Regions from separate parts of the Homo sapiens genome. Here regions 1 and 3 are each linked to region 2. A link is a loop called in an ENCODE intact Hi-C map of the cell type or tissue named here. Cell type or tissue: Calu3. All regions are shown on one strand.

What was found. Peaks named below come from ENCODE experiments on the same cell type or tissue, not always from the same donor. Only the 100,000 strongest peaks of a DNase experiment are listed, where the experiment ranks them.
Region 1: a loop joins it to region 2, with 8 times the contacts of the local background. A loop is called at or near these places in 18 of 110 quality-filtered maps.
Region 3: a loop joins it to region 2, with 7 times the contacts of the local background. A loop is called at or near these places in 4 of 110 quality-filtered maps.

What each region holds. Positions count from the first base shown.
Region 1 is chr4:129,637,354-129,645,353 of GRCh38, reverse strand. No RefSeq gene overlaps it. Among named protein-coding and RNA genes, the nearest start is that of LINC02466, 130 kb to the left of the region's middle. In Calu3, CTCF peaks have their summits at 3,795 and 3,994 (motif pointing right); a DNase peak (open chromatin) is centred at 3,953.
Region 2 is chr4:129,214,599-129,222,598 of GRCh38, reverse strand. No RefSeq gene overlaps it. Among named protein-coding and RNA genes, the nearest start is that of C4orf33, 120 kb to the right of the region's middle. In Calu3, no CTCF peak of the experiment used is centred here; a DNase peak (open chromatin) is centred at 4,028.
Region 3 is chr4:129,340,658-129,348,657 of GRCh38, reverse strand. No RefSeq gene overlaps it. Among named protein-coding and RNA genes, the nearest start is that of C4orf33, 250 kb to the right of the region's middle. In Calu3, no CTCF peak of the experiment used is centred here; a DNase peak (open chromatin) is centred at 4,487.

The sequences.
Region 1 (8,000 bases), 420 kb before region 2:
GCCTCTCCCCAGTATTTTGTACTGTTCCTAACGTTGAATGGTCACTGATAGAAAGTTGCGTCACTGCTGCCCTTACTAGAGGAGCACTCTTCTGTTCTGTAATGGTGATTTGCCTCAGGTGAAAAATAGGATCACTCTCTGTTCCTACTGATTTCTGAAAAAGAAAATGCTTCCTCCCAACCAGCACTGCACTATTATTTTTGTTATCACTTTTCATACAGCTGCACCTTCTCTAAGGAAAACTGGGGGAAAAGTATCAAACTCTTGCCTGTGCCTAGAGGTAGAAACTGAAATCCAATTATCTAATAGATAGAAACACTTAATATTACATCTTTAAAAAGAAAAGCAGAATTAGTTTAAAAATAGAATGTCTTTGCCAGTGTTTAGTGTGTAATTTAAGTTTTACAAAGGAAATATGCAATCCCGGAAATATGAAATTTAGTAAAATATAATATTTGTATCTAAGCTTAAATTTTTGTTGTGTCAACGTATGTTTAAACTTTCACCTTCTGTTCATTCAGTTCATAAATTAACAAAATTTTTGATCAATAAACCTCATAAAATAATCTTTTATGAGTATAATCTAATTCTTGGGTTTTAGATTGCTTGTTCTTCCTTTATTCCTGAAACAAAACCATAATCTATTCCCAAGGTAAAAAAAAAAAAATACTTTTACTTCAGAAATGTTGGCTAGTAGAATAAATCGGTAAAAGGTTTATTTATTCATAAGTATAGTATTTTACCTAACAATAAATTACAAAGTTACAAAACAATAAGTTACAAAGCAAAATTCATTCACAATTCAATTAAATTCTCTTCTAAGCACTATGGAATGATAAACATTAATTTAATTATATGGAAAAAAGCTGTATGCCTACAAATTAAATTATAATAGGATTTGAATTCAAAATGGAAGACTGGTAACTATACTTCCTTCCTTCCACCAACATTTATTGAAATGATAGAAAATAATACAAATTAAATAAATTCCAGAAAAAAACTAGCAATAAGTAGGAGATGCCCTGAGCAGAGAAAAGCCTACAACTAACTTATGGAGGCTAGCAGATAAATGAGATCAGCTCAGAGAATACTCCTGATAAGACTGCAGCAAAAATAGGAACTCTTCAACTGCTGGAGTTGGCAGAATGAGAGAGGAAGAGGAGGAGGAAAAGGGGAAAGAATTTATTGGTGGAGAATGGCATTGTGAGGACTCAGATTACCAACAGGAAATATCAGTAAGGGTTCAACTGCAATAGAAATATTTGTATTGACCAGAAAGACTATAATACAGTGAGTTAAGTGTTTCTAATACCTTGGAAAGACTTGGGCAACTATATCTCTTGATTCACAGACTACCTTTTCAGTTAGTCTCTATTAACAAATAACCATACCTTCAAAATGCAAGAGTGGCATTTACTCCCAGGCTGAACTGGTAACATTTTTATGACATAAATTGGTCAGTCTGTTGAGACTAGACTTGCTTAATTCTATTCTCACGCCTAAGTTACAAATTTCAAAATTTAGATCTGAGAATAAATTTATTTTCAAAACTGGGGTATATTATTCTCACCCTCTAGCATTATCTACAAGGACTATGGCTTTTTATCAAACTTCTTACAGTAAACGATTGCTTTTTTTTATTGGCATAGTACAATAAATAAGAAGCAGAGACTGTTTTCCACAGACAACAGTAAAGATGCCACACATCTTTACTCTGAGACCATTAAAATTTCTGTTAGTGACAATGTTAGAATAGTTTGTTTTAGACTAAACTTCCTGCTAAGAGCACCTATCAAATCTAGGGAAAGTAATTTTTTTAATCTTTATAAAAACATTAAAGAGTTATTTTGTCAATAAAGATTTTTAGGACCAAGACCAAGGGGAAAAGGTCCAGACTAATGACTCCAGAATTTGATATTATTTTTTGTCTCAAGGCATTTGAAATCCCAAAACATATAGCAGAGCGGAACTTTCAGGAGACTCAAGGGGTTAGGCAAAATTTGGAATTTCGAGTTCAGCAGTATAGACAGGCTCTGAAAAGGACCCCAAGCATTTAGTTGTGACTCAAAATGGCTACACTCTAGGAGTAAAAGTAAATGAGAAATACAGCAATTGTCATGAAGATTGAAGCCCAGACAAGTTATTTGAATTCATAATTGAAGTAAAGTGATCTGAATAGTTATTGTCATACTCTACCTGCCTATTAGAAACTAAACCAAGTCCACTTAGGAGAGGTATAATACCATTCAAAGCATCCAATCCCCTTTATAGTTTTTAATATACAGTGTCTAGCATTTAATTTCTTAAAAAAACAGCTATAAAAATACAACATTTAATATAAACCAAGAGGATAAACCTATTATAGAAACAGGCCCATGACAAATCTAAGAAATCGAGTTATTAGACATGGACATTAAAATAAAATTACTGCGATCCTACTGGGATCATCTACCTTCTGCCAATAAAAGATCCTAGTAAAAGCTCAGAAATGGAAGTGTATGAAAAGTAACAGAAAAGATAATTATGTAGGTAAATCCAAATGAATATTGGTTGAATAAAGCAATGGTAATAATGTCCAGTGATGATCAAAATCTATTTTATGTCAAAATAGTTTTGTTTTGTTTTGCAATTGAAAGAAGGTTAAGGAAATTAAACTTACAGTGTTTTGTGTAGCCCTTGAAAACATTTTTCAAGATATATCCATGGTTTGTTAATATTGAAAAATCTACTAATCCAATAGGATCCAAATTTCCACTCTTTATGTATTTAGAGAGATACATTTATAGAGATATTTATAGAGATAAATAAAGAAAGTTAAATAAAAGGAAGATATATATTTTTATGTTTAAACATTAGGTAGCTATTCCAGGGTTCTTATGAAAGGGAGTATAAAACTGCATAAATGAACACAATTATTTTCTGTTTGGATTTACAATGTATTCTATAATGAATACTTTTATAAAGAATAGTGTGCTTCCCTTAAAAGCATTAAGCAAAAGCGTAGCCAAAAGAAAGTGGAAGTAACAATGTTTGACACATTGACAATGAATAAATTTATTATTTAAAATAATCTAATAATGAGAATGTGACATCGGCAAGATGGTGGAATGGGAAGCCCTACTCTCTTCCCCCACTGGAGACACTAACTCAACAACAATACAAGGACTAATTCCCTTTGTGAGGAATACAGACACCAATTAATAAGTTCTTAAACCTTGGGCAAACGCTGTATTGGGCAGAACCTTGGGAAAAAAAACCAGCTGCATTGAAGTGGGTAAAAAATATTGATGGTACTTACTTACTAAAGTCTCTCTCCCATCTCCTCAGCTTCTGGCTTCTCTCTGCGTAGGAAAAGACTAAACCATATGTCCAATATTCAGACTTTTCAGGATACTGCCCAAGGGACTGGTTTCTGTCTTGGTGAATCTAAGCTCTGACAGGAAAGGATGCCAGCTTGGAAGCAGCTGAGAACAAAGGTGACAGTTTAAAGTAGTAGATATTCATTTGCCATAATCTTTCCTCCACAGCTCAGCATGGAATGAGTGAAGAAAGCCCCAAACTCCCAGCTTCTTCCTGGGAAGGGAGTTAACATATGCATCCAATGTTCTGGCTAGTCGGAAGACTGTTTGAGGGTCTAGTTTCTGTCTCACCTAAATCAGACCAATGACAAGACCCAGCATACACTAGGTTACTGGCGGCCACTGAAAGCAAGAGAGTTGAGTGACTTGCTGCTACTTCAGGGGTCTCATGGAATAGGAAAAATAAGTTCAGAAGTCTTTCCCCACCGGGAAAAAAGAGTTGAGTGTGCATCCAGTGTTCTAGCTTTTGGAGAGATTGCTCCAGGAACTGGTTTCTGTCTCACCCAACTTAGAGCACTGACGGAACTTAGCAGATGCTAGAAGCCTAGGGATCACTGAGAACAAAAAGAGAACTGGGCAGCTTGAGGAAACTCCGAAGAATCTGCAGTACTGCAGGCAGACACCAGAGGGTGCAATAAATTAGAAGTACCTGCAAAAAGATATCAGCAAATCCTTCTAATATAGAATTTGCTCATACAAATCTAGAGAAGACATATCAACAGAAAAGGTTTAAGGGGTCGCAGAATCTCCAGCTGGGCTGACTGACGAAGGTCTTTTAATTTACAAAACCAGTCCTTAAATACTAGAAGAGGTGGTTGTTTTCTCAAATGTGTGGATCTAAGTGCAAAATAACAGGGAACCATGGCCTAATCAAAGGAAACAAGGACACATGATTTAATCACAGGAACAAAATAAATTTCCCAGAAATGACCCAAAAGAAATGGAATTATATAACTTTATCTTATAACAAATTCGTAATAACCATCATAAGCATGCTCAATGAGCTCAGGAACAAGATACATGAACAAAATGACAATATCTACAAAGAGATAATTTTTTAAAAAAAGCAATGAAGCAGTAGTTTGGAACTGAAGTATACAATAATTGAATTTAAAAATTCACTACAGGGCTTCAACAGCAGACTTGAACACACAGGTAGAATAACCAATAAAATCAAAGGCAAGTCATTTGGAATTATCCAGTCAGGAACAAAGAGAAAAAAATAATAATAAAGAGCGAAGAAAATGTAAGGAATTTATGGGACACTATCAAATGCATCAATATACACATTATTTGAATACCAAAAGATCAGGAAGAAAGATGAAGAAAGCTTTTGTTTAAAGAAACAATGGCTAAAAAGTCCCCAAATCTGAGGCAGGAAATGGACATCTAAGGTATAAGAAGACCAGAATGAAACCAAGAAAACCCATACCAAGACATGTCATAATCAAATTGTAAAAATCAAAGAAAGAATTTTGAAACTGGCAAAAAATGCAATTCATTATTTACAAAGAAGCTTTCGTAAAACTCTTAGCATATTCTCAGCAGAAACCTGGCAGTCCAGAAGCAAATAGGATGATATATTCAAACTACTTAAGAAAAAAAAATATTGCCATCCAAGAATAATATATCAAGTAAAACTGTTTTTCAAAAATTAAGAAGAAATAAAGTATTTCCCAGATAAACAAAAACTGAAGTATTTCATAAACACCAGGCCTACCTTACAAGAATGCTAAAAGGGGTCCTTCAAGTTGTAATGGAAGGACACCAGACAGCAACCCACAAGTAAACAAAAGTGTAAAGTATGCTGGTAAAGATAGATATAAAGATAAATAGAGAATGCTGTAATTCTGTAACAGTGATGCATGAAGCTTCTCTGAGTGAAGCATAAAGAAGAAAGTATGAAAAATACTAATGAACGGAATTCAGGGGCACAATAAAATGATCATATACCATCACCAAGTGGGATTTACCCATGAGATGCAAAAGTTTTTCAACATATGAAAATCAATCAATGTGATACACTGCCTTAACAAAACAAATAATAAAAAATACATGATCATCTTAATAGATGCAGAAAAAATTGCCAAATTTAACACCTTTTTAAAAACAATGAACACTTAAAGTAGGTGATATGGTTTGGCTGTGTCCCCACCCAAATCTCACCTTGAATTGTAATAATCCCCATGTGTCAAGGGTGGGGTCACGTGGAGATAACTGAATCTTGGGGGCAGTTCCCCCATACTGTTCCTTAGTAGTAAATACATCTCAGGAGACCTGATGGTTTTATAACCGGAAGTTCCCCTACACAAGCTCTCTTGTCTGTTTCCATTTAAGACATTATTTTGCTCCTCGTTTGCCTTCTGCCATGACTGTGAGGCCTCCTCAGCAATGTGAAACTGAGTCAATTAAGCCTCTTTCATTTATAAAGTACCCAGTCTTGGGTATGCATTTATTAGCAGTGTGAGAACAGACTAATACAGGAGGAATGGAAGAAAATTACTTCAACATATTATAGACCATGTTTGAAAACAGCTACCATCATATTCAACATTGAAGAACTGAAAGCTCTTCTTCTAAGAGCAGTAACAAGATAAGAATGCCCATTCTTGTTGTTTCTATTCAACATACTACTGTAAGTCCTAGCTGAAGCAATTAAGCCAAAAAAATAAAAAATAAATAAAAGAGAGAAAACAGAAAAAAGAAAATAAATGAAAGGCATCATAAAGGAAAATTAAATTATTTTTGTTTGCAAATGACATGATTGTAAACACAGAAAACATTAAACACTTTTACAGAAAAACCTATTAGAATTAATAAATAAATGCAGCAAAGTTGCATGACACTAAATCAATATACAAAAAAATTTCTATATACTAGCAATAAAAAGAATTATAAAGGAAATTAAGAAAACAATCCCATTTATGATAGCATCAAAATGAATAAAATACTTAGGATTTAACTAAGGAGACAAAAGATTAGTTCAGTAAAAACTACAAAGCACTGGCTGGGCACAGTGGCTCACGCCTGTAATCCCAGCACTTTGGGAGGCCGAGGCAGGAGTATCACAAGGTCAGGAGATCAAGACCACCCTGGCTAACACGGTGAAACCCCATCTCTACTAAAAATACAAAAATTAGCCGGGCATGGTGGCAGGCGCCTCTAGTCCCAGCTACTTGGGAGGCTGAGGCAGGAGAATGGCGTGAACCCAGGAGGCGGAGCTTGCTGTGAGCCGAGATTGTGCCACTGCCCTCCAGCCTGGGCGACAGAGCCAGACTCCGTCTCAAAAAAAAAAGAAAACTACAAAGCACTGCTGAAAGAAATTAAAGAAGACACAAATACAAAGAAATGCATGCTGTGTTTATGGATTGAAAGAATTAATATTGTTAAAATATCATACTACCTAAAGCAATCTATAGATTCAATGCAATCCCCATCAAAATCTCAATGACATTTTATTTTTGTAGAAATAGAAAAAAATACTAGAATTCTTATGAAACCACAAAGGAACCTGAATATCCAAGACAATCTCAAGAAGAAAGAATACGTCTGGACATCTCATATTTCCTTATTTCAAAACATATTCTAAGCTAGGGTAATCAAAACAGTATGGTACTGGCATAAAGATAGACATACAGACCATGGGACACAAGAGAGAAACTACCAATAATCCGGTCTACTTATACAGTCAAATGATCTTTGACAAGAGTGCCAAGACTCTACAATGGGGGAAAGAAACACAAAAAGTGTAAGAGAAACTAGATACCCACATGCAAAAGAATAATTAAACCTTTATCTTACACCATGCCCCAAAATCAACTTAAAATGTAGTAAATATTTAAATATAAGACCTAAAAATATAAAACTTCTAGAAGAAAACATAGAGGAAAAGCTTCGTAACATTGGTTCTGGACAATGATTTATTGGATATGACACCAAAAACACAAGCAATAAAAGCAAAATTAGACAAGTGAAACTACATCAAACTTAAAAACATTTGCATAGCAAATGAAACGATCAACAAAGTAAAAATGCATCCTATGAAATGGGAGAAAATACTTGCAAACCATTAAGGTGATAAGGGATCAATATCCAAAATATATACAGAAATACTACGATTCAATAGTTAAAAATAACAAATAACCTGATTTAAAATGGGCCAAAACTTGAATAGATATTTACTTAGACTTACAAATGGCCAACTGGTATAAGAAAAGGTGCTCAACATCACTAATTAACAGGGAAATGCCCATCACAAACACAATGAGACATTACCTCACACCTGTTAGGATGGCCATTATCAAAAATGTAAAAACCAGAAATGACAAATGTTGGCAAAGATGTGGAGAAATTGGAAGCTTTGTGCACTGTTAGTAGCAGTATAAAATGAGACAGCCGTTATGGAAAACAGAATGGAGGTTCCTCAAAAAATTAAAAATAAAACCACCATGTAATTCAGCCATTCAATTTCTGGGTATTTATTCAAAAGAATTGAAAACAGTATCTCAAAGAGACATATACACTCCCTTATTCATTGCAGCATTGTTCATATTAGCCAAGAGACACAAACCAGCTAAATGTTCATTGATGGATAAGGAATATGTATATACATACAGTGAAATATTATTAATCCTTTAAAAG
Region 2 (8,000 bases):
ATCGCATTCTTTTATTTCTCTAAATTTATTCAGAAAGCATTTATTGAGCACCTACTGTGTGCCAGGCACTGTGCTAAAGATAAAGCATGATTAAAAAGAAAATCGTTGCTCTCATGAAGGGCTAATATTCTGGTGAGAAATATGGACAACACACACAAGTAAACAAAATGTGTATATACACATATATATGATATAAATCTATGTAGATATATATCATATATAGATATATCTATGTAGATAGATATATCTATATATCTATAGATAGATATATCTATGTAGATAGATATATCTATATATCTATGTAGATAGATATATCTATATATCTATGTAGATAGATATATCTATATATCTATGTAGATAGATATATCTATATATCTATGTAGATAGATATATCTATATATCTATGTAGATAGATATATCTATGTAGATAGATATATCTATATATCTATGTAGATAGATATATCTATGTAGATAGATATATCTATATATCTATAGATAGATATATCTATGTAGATAGATATATCTATATATCTATAGATAGATATATCATAGATAGATATAGATAGATATATCATTATATATGATATAGATAGATATATCATTATATATGATATAGATAGATAGATATATCATATATATGATATATAGATAGATATGATATATAGATAGATATATCATATATATGATATATAGAGATAGATAGATCATATGTATGATATAGAGATAGATAGATCATATGTATGATATAGAGATAGATCATATGTATGATATAGAGATAGATAGATCATATGTATGATATAGAGATAGATAGATCATATGTATGATATAGAGATAGATCATATGTATGATATAGAGATAGATCATATATATGATATAGAGATAGATCATATATATGATATAGAGATAGATAGATCATATATATATGATATAGAGATAGATAGATAGATCATATATATGATTGGGTTGTGCTCCAAGAAGAAACACAAAGCAGGAAAGGGGATGTAAATTATTGGAGGTGTGAGATTAAATTCTGGACAGGGTGGCCAGGGAAGGTCTCAACTGCAAAGATGACTTTTAGTTAAGATGGGAAGGAAGGAAGATTAATTAGCCATGCAAATAACTGGAAGAGGAGCATTCCATACTGAAGGGACAGCAAGTTCCAAAGCCCTGGGATTGCAAGCAGAAATAAAAGGACTGGTGTAGTGGGAACTGAAACAAAAAATGGATGAGAGTAGTAATAATAAAATCAGGGAAAATGAAGAGCCAGTTGCCATAGGGTTTGTAGGTCACGGTTAAGACGTTGGCTTTTCCTCTGATTGAAATGGGAAGGCACTGAAGTATTCTGAACAGAAGGGTGACATAGTCTACCTGTGCTTAACAGAGCAGTCTGGCTGCTACACTGAGAATAGCCTAAAGGAAGGTAAGTGCAGAAGGGGGGGCCAGTCCAAAGGGTATTGGAATAATTCGGAAATGACGTGACTTGGACCAGGTTGGTGTCCATGGGGATTAGGAGGAATGGTCAATTTCTGACAGAGGAGAGTCAGGAGAATTTGCTGATAATTCAGATATGGAGTGTGAGAGAAAGAGAGGAGTTGAGGTTCTGGGCTAAACAAGGGGGAAAATGGAGTTGCCATAACTGAAGTGGAAAAGACTATAACAGGAACTGATTTGAGGGAAAAATCAAGTCCAATTTGGGACATGTTTAGCTTGAAATGCCTATTAGGCAACCAACTAAAGATGTCAAGAAGACAGCTGGATATACGGTTGGGACATATTCGGCTCAGGCTCCCCCCTGGCTGGCTGGCCAGTAATCCAATCTCAGTCATTGAATACTAGAATCACAGGTTTACATTATTCCAGAAAACCATGAAGGGACCAAGTCCCTTAGTCCATGGTGATTCTAAACATTGCAGTTTGTTTCTTCTCCTTCATGCTGCCATCAAGAACTGGTCCTCCAGCCATCAGAGGCCTCAAACTTGTCCACAGAGAGACACATGTGGTCTTTAGGCCACAGTGTTTCCAGTTATTAAGGGCACAGGCCCAGACCACCATATTGAGGCTCACTCATTTTTTTACATAAGTTATTTAACTTGTCTGTGGCCTCTTCTCTGTAAAATTATTATGATATAGCAGTACCAGAATCTACCACAGAGGACTGTTGTGAGCATTAAATGTGTTAATACTCATGAAACACCCAAAATGCAGATTTGGCACCTGTGCAATAAAGAATCACTCTCATCCTCACCATTATTATTGCAAGAATCTGTAGCAGGGCCTGGAACACAAGTAGAGTCACAAATCCTCTGCCGTGTTCTTAATCTCAGGGACTTTCAACATTTTCCACCCCTGTTACCCCAAAACTTGGCCACTTTTGCCTCCCCATTATAAACTCTCTTCTACCTGCCTCCCTGTCAAAGATTCTGAAGCAAAGAAAAAAATTCTAGCTTGGGAGAAGGGAAATTGGGGCCCTTCAAAATTCTTTGAGACTTTTTTCCATAGGATAAGAATATAAGAATGGGGAAAGAAGATACTAGTATTAGTTAATGATTTTTTAATAGCCTATCCTTTATACTGTGACTATGTACATCCTTCAGTATGCCTTCCATTAGGACTATTCAAGGTCTGTTCAAGTCTGTCAGTTTACTTGATTGTATCACGATCAAGAAACAAAGACCCAGAAAGTTCAGATGGCATGTAGACAAGCCCTTACCCAATGACAAAGTGTCTTTGGGTTAGATGATTGCACAGAAAACACGGCACGCAGATTTGAAGCCAAACCTCCAGGCCTTCCTTTTTGGGCTGCTTTATCTTATCCCAAGCTCTCTCCCTCAAGTAGCTAGATGAAAATGATTTGTATTTAGCCATCACATGTTTGAATGCAAATGAGTGCTTCAGAACTTTACATAGCATATAAATACAGAATAATGCTTTTGGTATATTTCCAGTTAAAAAGCAAGTTCTCATTTGCAACAAAATATATTTTACTAACCAAACAATCTGACCAAAAACCAACAATTTGATCAATGCAGCGTATTTATCTGTTGTCTGAAAAAGCAAATATCCTTCTTTTTCTTTAACTTTATGTTCAAGACCTAGTGTTAGGAATCTTTACTCATGATCAAGAATGTTCTTTTTCTCTCATCTTAAAAGTAAAGTTTACTTCAATAATAGCCTTAAAAGATAGTCGTACATTTTAGCTGAAAAACACTGGATCTTTAAATTTAAAAAGCCTTTCATTTAGTTTCTTCCCAAACAAGATTTCTTATAGTACCCAACCAACTTGTGAAATATTTCAGTCATATATAAGCTTCCACTGATTCCAGGCAACAGCATTTTGACAAACAAGTTTAGCATTGAAACCAACAGTTGCAATTCAGTAGAAAGAAGTTCTCTCTTTTTCATTTTAATAACATTTCTGCATGAATTCCAAAGCGATAGGGTTCCTGTTATTCTGGATACCATGCTCATTACTCATGTCTGCTGGGGTATTATTGGATGTATACTTTGGAATAAAGAGGGCTTTTACAATGTCTAATATGATGTCCTTTGCAATCTGTTATTAGCCTGTGCATTGCCTTGCCAGTTAATCATCCCATTATAGATTCAGAAAATCTGACAACCCAGAGGGATTGAAATGCAGTGTGCTACAAGATTAGAAATAGCTGTATGAAAATGAAGTAAGGATAACAAATGTTGTAGATTGGTCCATAAAATAAAGGTTTCAAAAGATTTTTGTTCTGGAGATCTCTCAATACTTTTACCAGAAAAGAAAAGAGAGCGATGGATAAACAGAAAGACAGGAAAGCCTTGGACTTGACCACAGGTGAGGAATAAAATAAAAGCAGTTTGTTCAAGGTTTGTTGAAACCTACCCAACATAATTAAAAATAAAATTAATACATATATCAGCTCTCTATGTACCTGCCCTGTCATTTGAGAGCAGAAGAGGCTGATGCATTTCGTCAGTCATCCTCAGAACTGCACAGCGCCATTAATCTCACCACTTGTTTATGTGTTACGGTTGGTGCCCTTGCTTCTGCGTACTTTGCTGCCATCTCCAGGAAACTGTGATGACAAGAATAGCCAAACCTGGAGGGTTATTATAGCCCTGGAAAGTCTTGTAGGTGACTTTCTGTATTAGAAAACCCAGTATTAGAGAAGATATTCTGTAAAATCAAAATATTTGCAACTACCAAGGGTTATTAGAGCACATATAGAGTGTCTATTGGTTATTTATTGAGAAATACAACTCACACTAAAATGAGAATTTCATTAGCAAAATGGCAAATTCAGAAGAAAGCCTATGAAAATTGCACTTCTACTTTCCACATTGTTAAAGAGAGTAGAAAAATAGTTTGTCATGAACATCATTATTGCTATAACAATCCAAAGAATTAATGGTGAATTGGTCTGTAGAGAGTATATTGAATTACTATAAATTCAAATCCTTTTTTAGTGAACAAGTTGTCTAAAGGAGACAGTACACAATGAAATTTCGCCTGCTAGAGACCATAAAAGAGGATAATTAAAAACATAAAGACAGGCAGGAATTAGTTCTCTCTAGAAAACATCCTAAATTGGCGGGAGCTCTGAGACTTTTTAAAATTTACTCAATATGTCTGTATAGTGGTTACTGCTGGAAGAGGTCCCGTTTGACTCTTGTGTAAAGAAAAGGAAAACTGTTCTTATAGCCCTCAGGAAAAACTCAAGGTATTTCTCAGCCATGAACATGCAGCAGGTGCGCTGAGGTTCAGTGCTATGCATAATAATGTGTAGACTGTTCACAATGTCAGAGTATAGTGAACGCTAAACACATGACTAAATAACAGTGAAGAAAGAATGACAACTTTGGCCTTGATTATTTATGTTTGATCAGAAAATATATGCACAACTCTGCACTCTACATATAACATTCAATATATGAATAATATGTATCTATACACTTCAGATAAATTAATGGATAGGTGACTAGGAATTTCAACATTTAATAAAAGGCCACAAACCAATCCTTACATACTCTAGTAAAAGGTATATTCTAATACTCAATAGAAAAGAATAGCTTTTTAAATATATTTTCAAATAAGTATTTTGAGCTTTTATTTTTATTTTCATCATTTCTTTCTTTTTATTTATTTTTTATTTATTTGTGTATTATACTTTAATTTCTAGGGTACATGTACACAATATGCAGGTTTGTTACATATGTATACACGTGCCATGTTGGTGTGCTGCACCCATTAACTTGTCATTTACATTAGGTATATCTCCTAATGCTATCCCTCCCCACTCCCCCCACCCCACAACAGGCCCCGGTATAGTCCACACTCAAAATCAGAATTTATATCATCTTTTCCCCCTATTGGACTGCAATGACTTTACACCAGGGAAATAGTATCTTACTTATTTATAACCCTAGCTCCTAGCAAAATGCACAGCACAATAGACAAACATTAAATGTTTATTGAACTGAACTGCATATAGCAAACATATTCAGCAAATACAGTAAATATCACAAAAGGTTATATATTCAGGATGGAATATCTTCTAAAGTAATACTTTCTAATCCTTAGGACACTTGCCATCAAATTAAAGCTCAGTGCTACACCTTAGTGGGAGAAAAAAGATCGTTTACAAGTAGGTTTCACTATGGAAATTAAGCCACTGTCGAGATGAAAATAAATATTCTTTAGTCGTCAAGCCTTCAAATGAGAGTGGTACGAATTAATGCCAGTAATTTTCCTAATTCTGCCTTTTAAAAAATACTGTAAAACATCTAATAATTGGCACAATTTAAGTGAAAATAGTAAGGGATCGAAAAAAGAAACAGTACACACACCAAACAAACAAAATCAACAGAGAAAATGAGCCAGTCAATTAAAGATCCCTTTGTAGAATAGAGGCCTTGACTCAGAAGACAAACCAGATAGAAGTAGGTAGGACATCATTACATCACATACGGTATATAATCATAATATATCAATTTAGAGAAGACCTGAAAAAGAGACAAGATGGACTCTTCCAGAAGACTTCAGAACTTTTTCAAACAATAATTGTTAGTGGTTTATAAATTTGAAAAACATACAAACATGGTTTGCCCTAAACACTGAAGTCAAATTAACTTTATGAAGTAAGGGGTCTACAGCACCCAGAGTGGAAAAAATGAGCCATTCTTAAGGTCCTACTTTTTCTGTGCATTGTCGTTAGAGTAGACCAAAGGTATTGATAAGGCAATTCACTTTACTCTAGATTAGTCTAGCATGTAATTAGACTTTTGGCTGACATCTGCCCAGGGACCAGGTCCTTCCACAGCTCTGCCAGCTGCACTGGCTTCTGTAAGTGGAACCATGTTGAATGAGTGAAGGAAGGGACCAGTACTTTTTCAGTCTGATAATTAGCCTCCCCATCCCATTAAGTACAAGGCACAAGAAAGGGAAGAGCCTCACAATCATAACATTGCAGCTGTTCCATTTATTACAGAAAGAAAATTGATATCCTAATGCTGAGGCATGAGAAAAGTATGCCTTTTAGTATATAGGTTGCACAACAGAACCTGTTTATTAACACATGTGCATAACTAAAGTAAAATTTGTTTCTATAAAATATACATTGGCATGCCCCAAAGCTGTATGCCCAATGAAAGCATGAACAGATTCACAACATAAATAATTCCACAAGATACCAAAATTCCCCTCTACACCCTCCTCAAAAATCAACATGAAAGTGAAATTCAACCTGGAAAATAATTTTTCATTAATAAAACTCCTTTCTGGCTATTTCTTCCTTCTGTATGCTGTAATATCAGTCTACTTTTTAAAAAATCAAAAATTTCATGACTTGTTAGGAGTATCAAATAAGATAATCTAAGTAGAAAATGCTTATAAATGTAAAAGTTCTACACAAATGTTAATTTTTATTTTTACTGGGTTGGATGTGACTTCTCTCTAGACTTTTTAGGCTCTCAAGTGCAAATGTTGCTTCAAATATAATCATATACTGAAGTAAACTACTATACATTTAAACTGTAGGGATTGCAAACTTCAAGACGGAGTAAAAATATTATTTCTCAAGATGGGCTGGTTGAAGCTGTAGGAACCCGACATCAATCTGCTCCTCCACAGAACAGACCTAAGGGAACCAGCCCAAGTGTGAGGAAGCTCAGGCTAGTTGGGAAAGCAAAGTGCTTTATTAGAATGGGACACCATGTGTTCATGGGGTTACCTGTGATTCAGGCAACAATGGGACTCTAGCAGGTGGCCCCATGGATAGCATCACTAGCCAGATCAACAGTGAGGCTGACAGATTGCAACCAATTTCTACTAGACCTACTCTCCTCACCACCCTCCTTTCCCACAGCCACTGGAGCAGGTGCATCTTTTCTGCTAAGCAGGTAGGAGGGGTCAGCTGGGGTCTAATAAGGGAAGTTTGCACAGACAAAGCAGAAAAAGAGGCAGGAGCAAGCAGTCTACATAATCTTTTTTTTGTGCTATAAAATATTTTGTTTATATATTTATTCTAAAGTTTTTTCTTTTTATTTTTTTACTTTTTAAATTTTTGTTAAAAACTAGTACACAAGCACACACATGAACCCAGGCCTGCGCAGGGACAGGATCATCACTATCACTGTCTTGAGCCTCCGCATCTTGTCCCATTGGGAGGTTTTCAGGGGCAATAACATGCATGAACTTGTCATCTCCTATGATAACAATGCCTCCATAAACAGAAAGTAAGCTTTGCAGTCTAAGTAGCCACAGTCTTTTAGAAAATGTTTTCTCTTTAAACTGTCTAGAAACGTATTTCCCAACTGTTCCTTTTGGCATATGTGAACCTCACTCATCTCTGATCACAACCTATAGCTGATTCTCCTGATCCTGTCTTGATTCACAAAATAATTAGTTGGATAACCTTTTTATGTGCCTACTTTTCAATGACTTATCACATTGAATTAAAATAGTCTTTCTATTTGTATCTTTTCCCACTCTTAGTTTTCCATCAAGAGGATCT
Region 3 (8,000 bases), 130 kb before region 2:
TAGTGTGTGGCTGAGCTTCCAGTCTGTGATTTCCAGCTTTAGATGGAGCCACCCAAAAACTACTAGATCTAACTTTTCTGCACTAAATATACACCACTTTGAATTCATTGTTACTTATAAGCTCCTTTAGTATAATTCTACTAGGCTATAAATTCTTTGAGAACAAGGACCAAGTCCTAAACATTTTTGTAACACCAGCAATCCCAAGCATACGTTCAATCAATCATCATGGAATTGATGAAATAATAATTTGTGGGTGATTTACATAATAACAGAATGGACTCTACTAAGCAAACACACATCAATCATCTAGAATTGAAGGACATAAACACTATAAAAGATACTGTATTCCCGATATCAAACTATAATATTTATCTAGATTGATGAGATATCCAACCAGTTAATTCTTGTGAAACAATGTTGTTCAGAAGAACCAAAAGTGGCTTTAGCTGAGTAATACCCAATTTCTGCATTTGCTTTAACTCCTCTGCTATTTACGAACTGTGTTATTTTAAGCAGTCATCCTCAATGTTTTGATAAAGATTATTACCGCATCTTAGTTATTGGTTTCTGTAAAATATTTTATACTGTTTCCATTTAAGCTAAACAAACCAATACTTTGATATACTTTTTTTTTTTGAGATGGAGTTTCACTTTTGTTGCCCAGGCTGGAGTGCAATGGTGTGATCTCCGCTCACTGCAACCTCCATCTTCTGGGTTCAAGCGATTCTCCTGCCTCAGCCTCCTGAGTAGCTGGGATTACAGGCATGTGCCACCACACCAGGCTAAATATTTGCACCTCAATGATTTGCCCAGATGCTTGTCTAGGTCATGGTTCTAACCCAATATATTGTATAGCAGCTGATCTCTAAACTGGACTTAACTTTTTAACATTTATTTGAAGATTAACTGCAAATGTGTAATATTAGCAGCATGCTCTGCTCACTGATGTTATGCCAGAAGCCTATTAGGCATATAGACTTTATGTTCAATTATTTTACTAGTCCCCATATATTACCAGTCCTTATCATTAACTAGGTTCCCCTTTATTCTCTACTTTCGATAATTATATTCTAACTGACCTTATAGTTTTCTGAGAAGAACAGAGTAAAGATTGCAGAATGTACTACCAAAGACATGTTGTTTCAATGACAAGCCATGGTCATGTGCTGCGGTCATGGAACATGGCATTTCCACACACTCTCACAACGTCATGGCCACACCTGCAGCCTAAAAGAGGCAACCTTCCCCTTAGGAACAGGAGCTCTTTGAAGCCTGCCATGTTGATGAGGCACTGAGTATTTTTAGAAGACCTGTGGGGTTCATAGCTCGCTTCCGGGGGTATGTCTGTATGTAAGACTTTCACTGTCTTGTACATGACATAGTAATGCAGTGTGGATCAGAAATAGTGAGCAGTGTTTTAGAACAGGGAGGTTTTCCTCTGGCACTTCTCCTAAAGGTTTTTTTTTCTCTTAATTTGACACTCGACTCATCTAACTTTTCCATATTTTCTATGAAATAAGAGAAGGCAACCTCAGCATCTTGGCTGATGCCTCAAGGCACTGTAGAAACAAGAATGCGAGATGCCACTCTAATGAGCTTGTTCTCAAGCCATAGCCTCAGATGTATGTCTACCAGCAGGTGCACACTCAGCTTTTTGCACGTGTTTTGTAATCATTCTAAGGTAATTGCTCTCTGGGTCAGATTTAAGCTCATTCCTTCACACGAAGCCAAAGCAGGCACTGCACACTAAGGGAGGCTAATCTTGGCTTGGGAAATAACAAAGGCCTTTTCTGTTTTATAGCCAAAGAGACTGAAACTCAAGAAAGATGGGAGGAATGTACTTTAGGCAATTTGTAGCTATTTTGCTTGATTTTCTCTTGAAGCAATAAATAACTGTGCTCCCTGCTGCTGGTATTTTATCAAGCTCTGTTTGTTATAACAGTGTATTATGTTCCATACAAGACAGCATCATTGAGCTTTCTTTTCATGTTTCTCTACTACAGTTTAACTCTGTGAGGAGCAATACCCATGTACCACCAGGATGAAGAAATAGCAGAACCTGCTGCTAAATGCCACTGCCTGAAGGCAGAGTTCCCCTATTAGGAACGAATGAATGCCAAGTTGGCTTCTTTCATGTAAATTAATGTGGTGAAAAAAAAATAAGCAGGTGCCTCTGGATTAACAACAACTCCCTGTGGACAATGACCTTTGCCACTGAGAATACCAAAACAAGAGAAAGTTGTCTCCAACATAGTCTACCTGACCCCTGCCCGCAAGCCACCCACTATCTTCTAAACACAGAAGAACAGCAGTAGTAGAAGTGGATCTGTGAAAATGGTCCTATCGATTTGGTTTTTACTGAGGTGTGGTCTAGTTTGTTTCTCTGTAAAAGGCAGAGGAGTCACAGAATATTGCCCAATTGGTGTCATAATGACGTGAGTTGCAACTGACCAGAATCACTGTTCTTCAAATTATGAGACTTATGATATGGAATTTGCCTACCCACTCCCAAAGCCTGTACTCACCGTCGATAATAATGACAACTATAATTGTTACACATATTCAAAAGCATTTTTTATTTTCTTTTGTTTTATTTGGTCCTTAGAAAACAAACATAGATAAGTAGGTAATTATCATCCTCATTTGTTATCTCGACCACAAGGAAATCACTGATATATAAAACTCCTTTGGTACCTCAGCTTTCCTCTCTTTAATAGAGGGTTTTACAAAGCTTTAACTGTTCACTGGGCCTGTGTGAATCCACATCACTGAGAATAAATTGCACAACACTTTCAAATGCAGAAGGGCTGTGTCTGTGCTTCACATTCAGCTGCCTTCTCCTTTCCTCTTATGAATTACATTTAAATGAATTATGGCACAACAAGACCTGCCAAGCCTAAACCTAGGAGTGTGTGAATGAGAGCACCCCATAAGTAATAAGCGATCAGAGCCGCCAGCAGGGCGCATGGCACCCAGGGCCCTGCACTCCACACTGTCTTCCCAGTGCTGACAGGAAAATCTTGTGCCAGGAAGAATCCATCTCTTCGGAAGACAAGAAGATCCTAGAACTAGTAGTAGCAAGAGTCTACTGCAATGAGGAATGGGGGAGGCAGAGCACAGACATTCCTCTTTACTGTGTGCAGCCAGTAAATCTAGTTGTAAAGACAAGTAAACTTGAGTGGTGGGAGAAATGTTCTCCATCTGAAAGTCCCGGGGGCTCAGTAAATGTTTCCTTATTAATAATAGTTTAGAGACGAAGCCTTTTAACTTAGGAACTTTTAGGAGTCATTTAGGGCATAATATATTAAAGAATGCTACGACATTAAAAGTAATATAAATAAAGGAAATGTAGTCTGCGTAAAGATCATTTGGATAATTATTTCATCTCTTTGCATCCATAATTTTGAAATAAAATATAGTCTTTCCTCACTTCATCTGCAATAAATCATTTACAAAAAGTAAGTGGCTTCACAAATAAATGACTGTATCTATGACTACTCTCCCAAAATCAATAATACATTTATTGATAATTCTGCATTTAAAGGTTCATTTCACCTTAGTATTGACATTCTGTCTCCCCTGCCATTTCATTAGATTTAAAATTTTTCATTCTTGGTAATGAACTGTAAGAAAGTTATATGTTAGAAAGTGGCCCCATTTCAGAGCTGGGCAATGCAACTCAATATATCATTTTCTATTAATTACCACAGTCAGTAAAGTTTCTTGTTTGTGTGCTCAGCAAAATTAAAGTTAGGAGTTTTTGGCTTCATTTTGTAAGCCAAGATTCCCTGACTTGTCCTTAAATACACCACTTCGCTGCTCTATAAAATAGAGCAATATATTAAAAACACACTTCCTCTGAGCCTTCAGATGAGACTTGAGTTAGTTCAACACATTCTTTTGAGTACTACAAAGTGACATTTGGGTGGAGAACTACCAGCGATTCAGACCCAAAATGTAACACCTGCCTTTGAGAAGCTTACAAATGAATGAGACAGCAGATAAATAAACAGAAAATCTCAAGGTGAAGCAGGAAGCTCTAGTCTCTAGGTTTGTAAATGGGTAAATGCGGCATGGAAGACGGGTGTTAGCTCAGAGGGGTAATTTGCGGAATGCTGCATTGATGAGATGACATTTAAACAAAGTGTTAACTTTTTTAACATTAAGATTTCATGACGGAATGTAAAACATAAATGAACACGTCTAACTGCATCAACTCACTAAGCAATTTAATAAAATCATTCCTACAATAATGTAGCACGTGACCTTTTGTGAAACTCTATTTGGGAGCATAATTACGTGGATGAGCCAAAGTCCAATCGCAACACAAAGTCAATGCACAACCTCAGAGGAAATAACACAACCGGGGGAATACATAAGTTTTCATCTCCACCTTATATTAATGCTGTGATCCCATTAAAAAAAAAGTTACAATAATTTTAGACGCTAGCGTAGGCTGGATTAGAAAAGCGGAGTTTTACTGCCATCTCCTGGCAGTACTCGATGATGGCTGTCAGTAAAATGATACTGGATTCTACCTGCAGGCTCAGGCAAAATAGTACAGACAGAAGCGGAAATGCTTATCGTTAGCTGTTTTATTAGAAAGTATACATTTAAAACTCATTTCCGATGAAATGAATTTTCTGAAACTTTATTTCATCTTATTCTGATCGGATAAAAAACTTAATGCTTTTTTTTTTTAGTAAGTTTTAAACTGGTAACCCCAGAACTGAAGAAATTCTTTATTCACATCTCTTGAATTTGTTATATATACCTTGTTATTTCCAACACAATTGAATAAGATACACTTTAGGGAAAAGACTGTATTTTCCATCAGATTTTCAATTAGCTGAAACAAGATATTGTTTGCACTTGAATGAAGTAGGCTACAATATATTTCATATGTTGTCAAACGAAATATTTAAATGTCTTCTCTTTGTCTTGGTTTGAGAGCAGATTTTATGGCACCAAGTCCATGCACCAAATTTGTGCTTCTCCAACTCTCCCTGAGGCCTTTCCTTAACTACAAAACCATTTACGGCAAAAAAAAAAAAATTAACGAAACCAATCGTTCCATTACTTGCTAGCTTTCATTATATACTGAAACATCTATTCAGCATTTGTATCTGCTAATGCAACAGAAACTCATCTGCTCAATGAGATTTATCACTTTTTTTTTACATGTTCACAAGATATTGCTGTACATTTTGCAATGGGTCTTTATTACCTAGTAATGATGCCTTGCAAATTAAATTAGTTTTTAATGGCATAGTTAAATTCTAATTTATGTTTCGGAGCTTTGTTTAATTCATTTAGTTATAATGTAATCGTTTTCTTGCTATTTTCTTACATTGCATAGAAAGAACAAAAGAATAGGGGTTCATCTCATCACATTCAGTTGTCTTGGCTTTATTAAATCTTGTCAATAATTGCATTTCCCCCAAGAAAGTTTCAAAACAGTTGCAGTCCAATTCTTCGGGGAGAAAAAAAAAGAAAAGAAAAAACCTCTCTGGCTCTCTGGTTGCTCAGCAGTCTGTATAAGGAAGTTGAATCAAACTATTACTGTAACTCCAAGGGTTGGTTAGATATTGCCCTTCCTCATGCTCATTATAACCCTACCGTGCCATGTAATGTATTGGGCAATTATTCTTTTGCAATAAATTCCTTTCCTGTGAGCTCTTTCTTTCCTGAACATTCAGGAAAACTGAAACCAAAAGTGATCATTAGCAGCACAGAAAGTAATCTTTTATAATGTCTACTTGCATTTTCTTCCCTCTCAATCGACAGGTCTTTCACAGACCTGACTGCAATAACCTTTTATAATGCCTTTTCACTAGGGTCCACGCTGCAGGAGCAAAAAAGACCTTAGCAAGTTTCACGGTTTTAAGCCAGAAACTGAGTTATGGAGTTGCATGGGAATAATTAATATCATTTAAAATTTATTGAGCCGGTTTGACCCTACCTTGGTGTTGGTAGTTTTTTCAGGAGAACTAAAGCACACAGGGGGCATTTTAATGAGGACTATTTGCAACACAGGCTGTTTAAGTTTCCATCCAAACAAGGACAGTTTTCAGGCCCATTCTTCCTTTTCTTCCAATGAGAAGAGAAATTTCATATTCTGGAGAATTCTCCCATTCCAATTTTAATGTGTGCATATCTTCCTGAATGTCGTTTCTCCCGACTTCTGGGTACAACATGCAGATGACCCAGGTGAGAAAGTCACAGTTCGTGGTTTTCTCCTGGTTGCATGGATTCCACTCCTCACCCTGACCACCATCTTTTAAACTCCTGATCTTGATGACCAAAAAGATCAGTAAACCATTTTCTTCTTCTGGAAAAGCAATTTGCCACACCAGTCCTACCAGCTAGGAAGCAGGAGTGACAACTTCAAAATGAAAGCAACATTAAAAGGAATAACTTTTCATATTTCTTACAAGGATAAAACAAGAATATGTGATGTTTGGGTGAGAAGGAGATTGACTGTTCAGCACATACCTTTATTACTCTTTTAAGTTTTTCTCTGTGCATGCTCGACTTTTTCAAAAGCTTGCTAAAATATAACAAGGTGATATAAGCATGTGATACTACTCCTGATTTTAATTCTATTTAATATTATACCTGTTAAACGATGAGAAAAAGATAAACTAGGACACCAAGATTCCTTTTACATGAAATAATATTTCTGTAAGAAACTAATGAAGAATAAAAGCCGCCTTAATATTAATCCCCTATTTCTCTGAACTTTCTTGTCTTAAAATTTACTGTTGACAAAGACTAGCACAATATCCACAGTGTGGATCCAAGATTATAAATTGATCCTTAAGATTCACTTATGAAGGAGACACATCTGCACTGAAGTGAGCTTAGAAATAAAAGAGCATTTGTAGAAAAAGTAATTTGCTTCGAAGCTCAGCCCTGCTCTCAGCCACTCATACACTCCTGTCCATTGCCTAGGAGCAATGTGCTGAGAGTTGAATTTGGCTCACAGTCAATAGCCTCTTTCTTTAGCCTCCCAGGTGTTACATAACACACCTTGCTTTCTGCCTAATTCTCCCCTGAAGTTATCCTCTTCTTTTCCTAATATTGTAGTTCACACTGATGGAGATATTGTTAGAATCTCAGAGGAGGAATGAAAGCTTTTAGGACATGGTTCAAATAAAAATGTTGTTGATTGTGAAGGCAATTTTCTTTAAATATAGAATTTTCTTATTTGTTTATTTCCACTCAAAGTAACTGTGACCTGTAAAATAGAAGCATTCATGAATTAGTTGACTTATGAGTAATCCTTATCCCCACATCCAAACAACGGGGGGTCTCTAAGCTCTTGCCAGTAACACAGCAGCCATTGGAGAACCCAGAACTCTATAGATTTCTGCCCTTCTGCAGCTTCCCAGTTGCTCACTGTTATGGGTTGAATTGTGTTTCCCAAAAAGATATGTCGAAGTCCTAACCCTCAGTATTTGAGAATGTCACCATATTTGGAAATAGGGTCATTGCAGATATAATTTGTTAAGATTAGATGATACTGTAGTAAGAGAGGTCCTTAACCCAGTATGGCTAACATCCTTCTAAGATGCAGCACATGGGGGAAAAGGTCAAGTGATGACAGAGGTAGAAGGTGAGTGATGAAGCTGCCAGCCAAGGAATGCCAAGGATTGATGGCCACCACCAGAAGGCAGGAAGAGGCAAGGTAGGATTCTACCCAGAACCTCAGAGGGAGCCCACATGGCCCTGCTGACACTTTGATTTTGAACATCTAGTTTCCAGAACCATGAGAAAATACATTTCTGTTGTGTTAAGCCCTCACAGTTTGTGCTATTTGGTATGGCAGCCCTAGGAAACTAATAAACCTGCCCACCTACTAGCCTCGCCATGTCCCCAAATCAACCCTAGTAACAACCACTTCCACTTCCCAGGGGTCTATGGGGCTCAGAAGTAATTATGAGGGTTATGGATCCAGGCAATGTATTTTATTCATATTTCAGGTACACTGGATT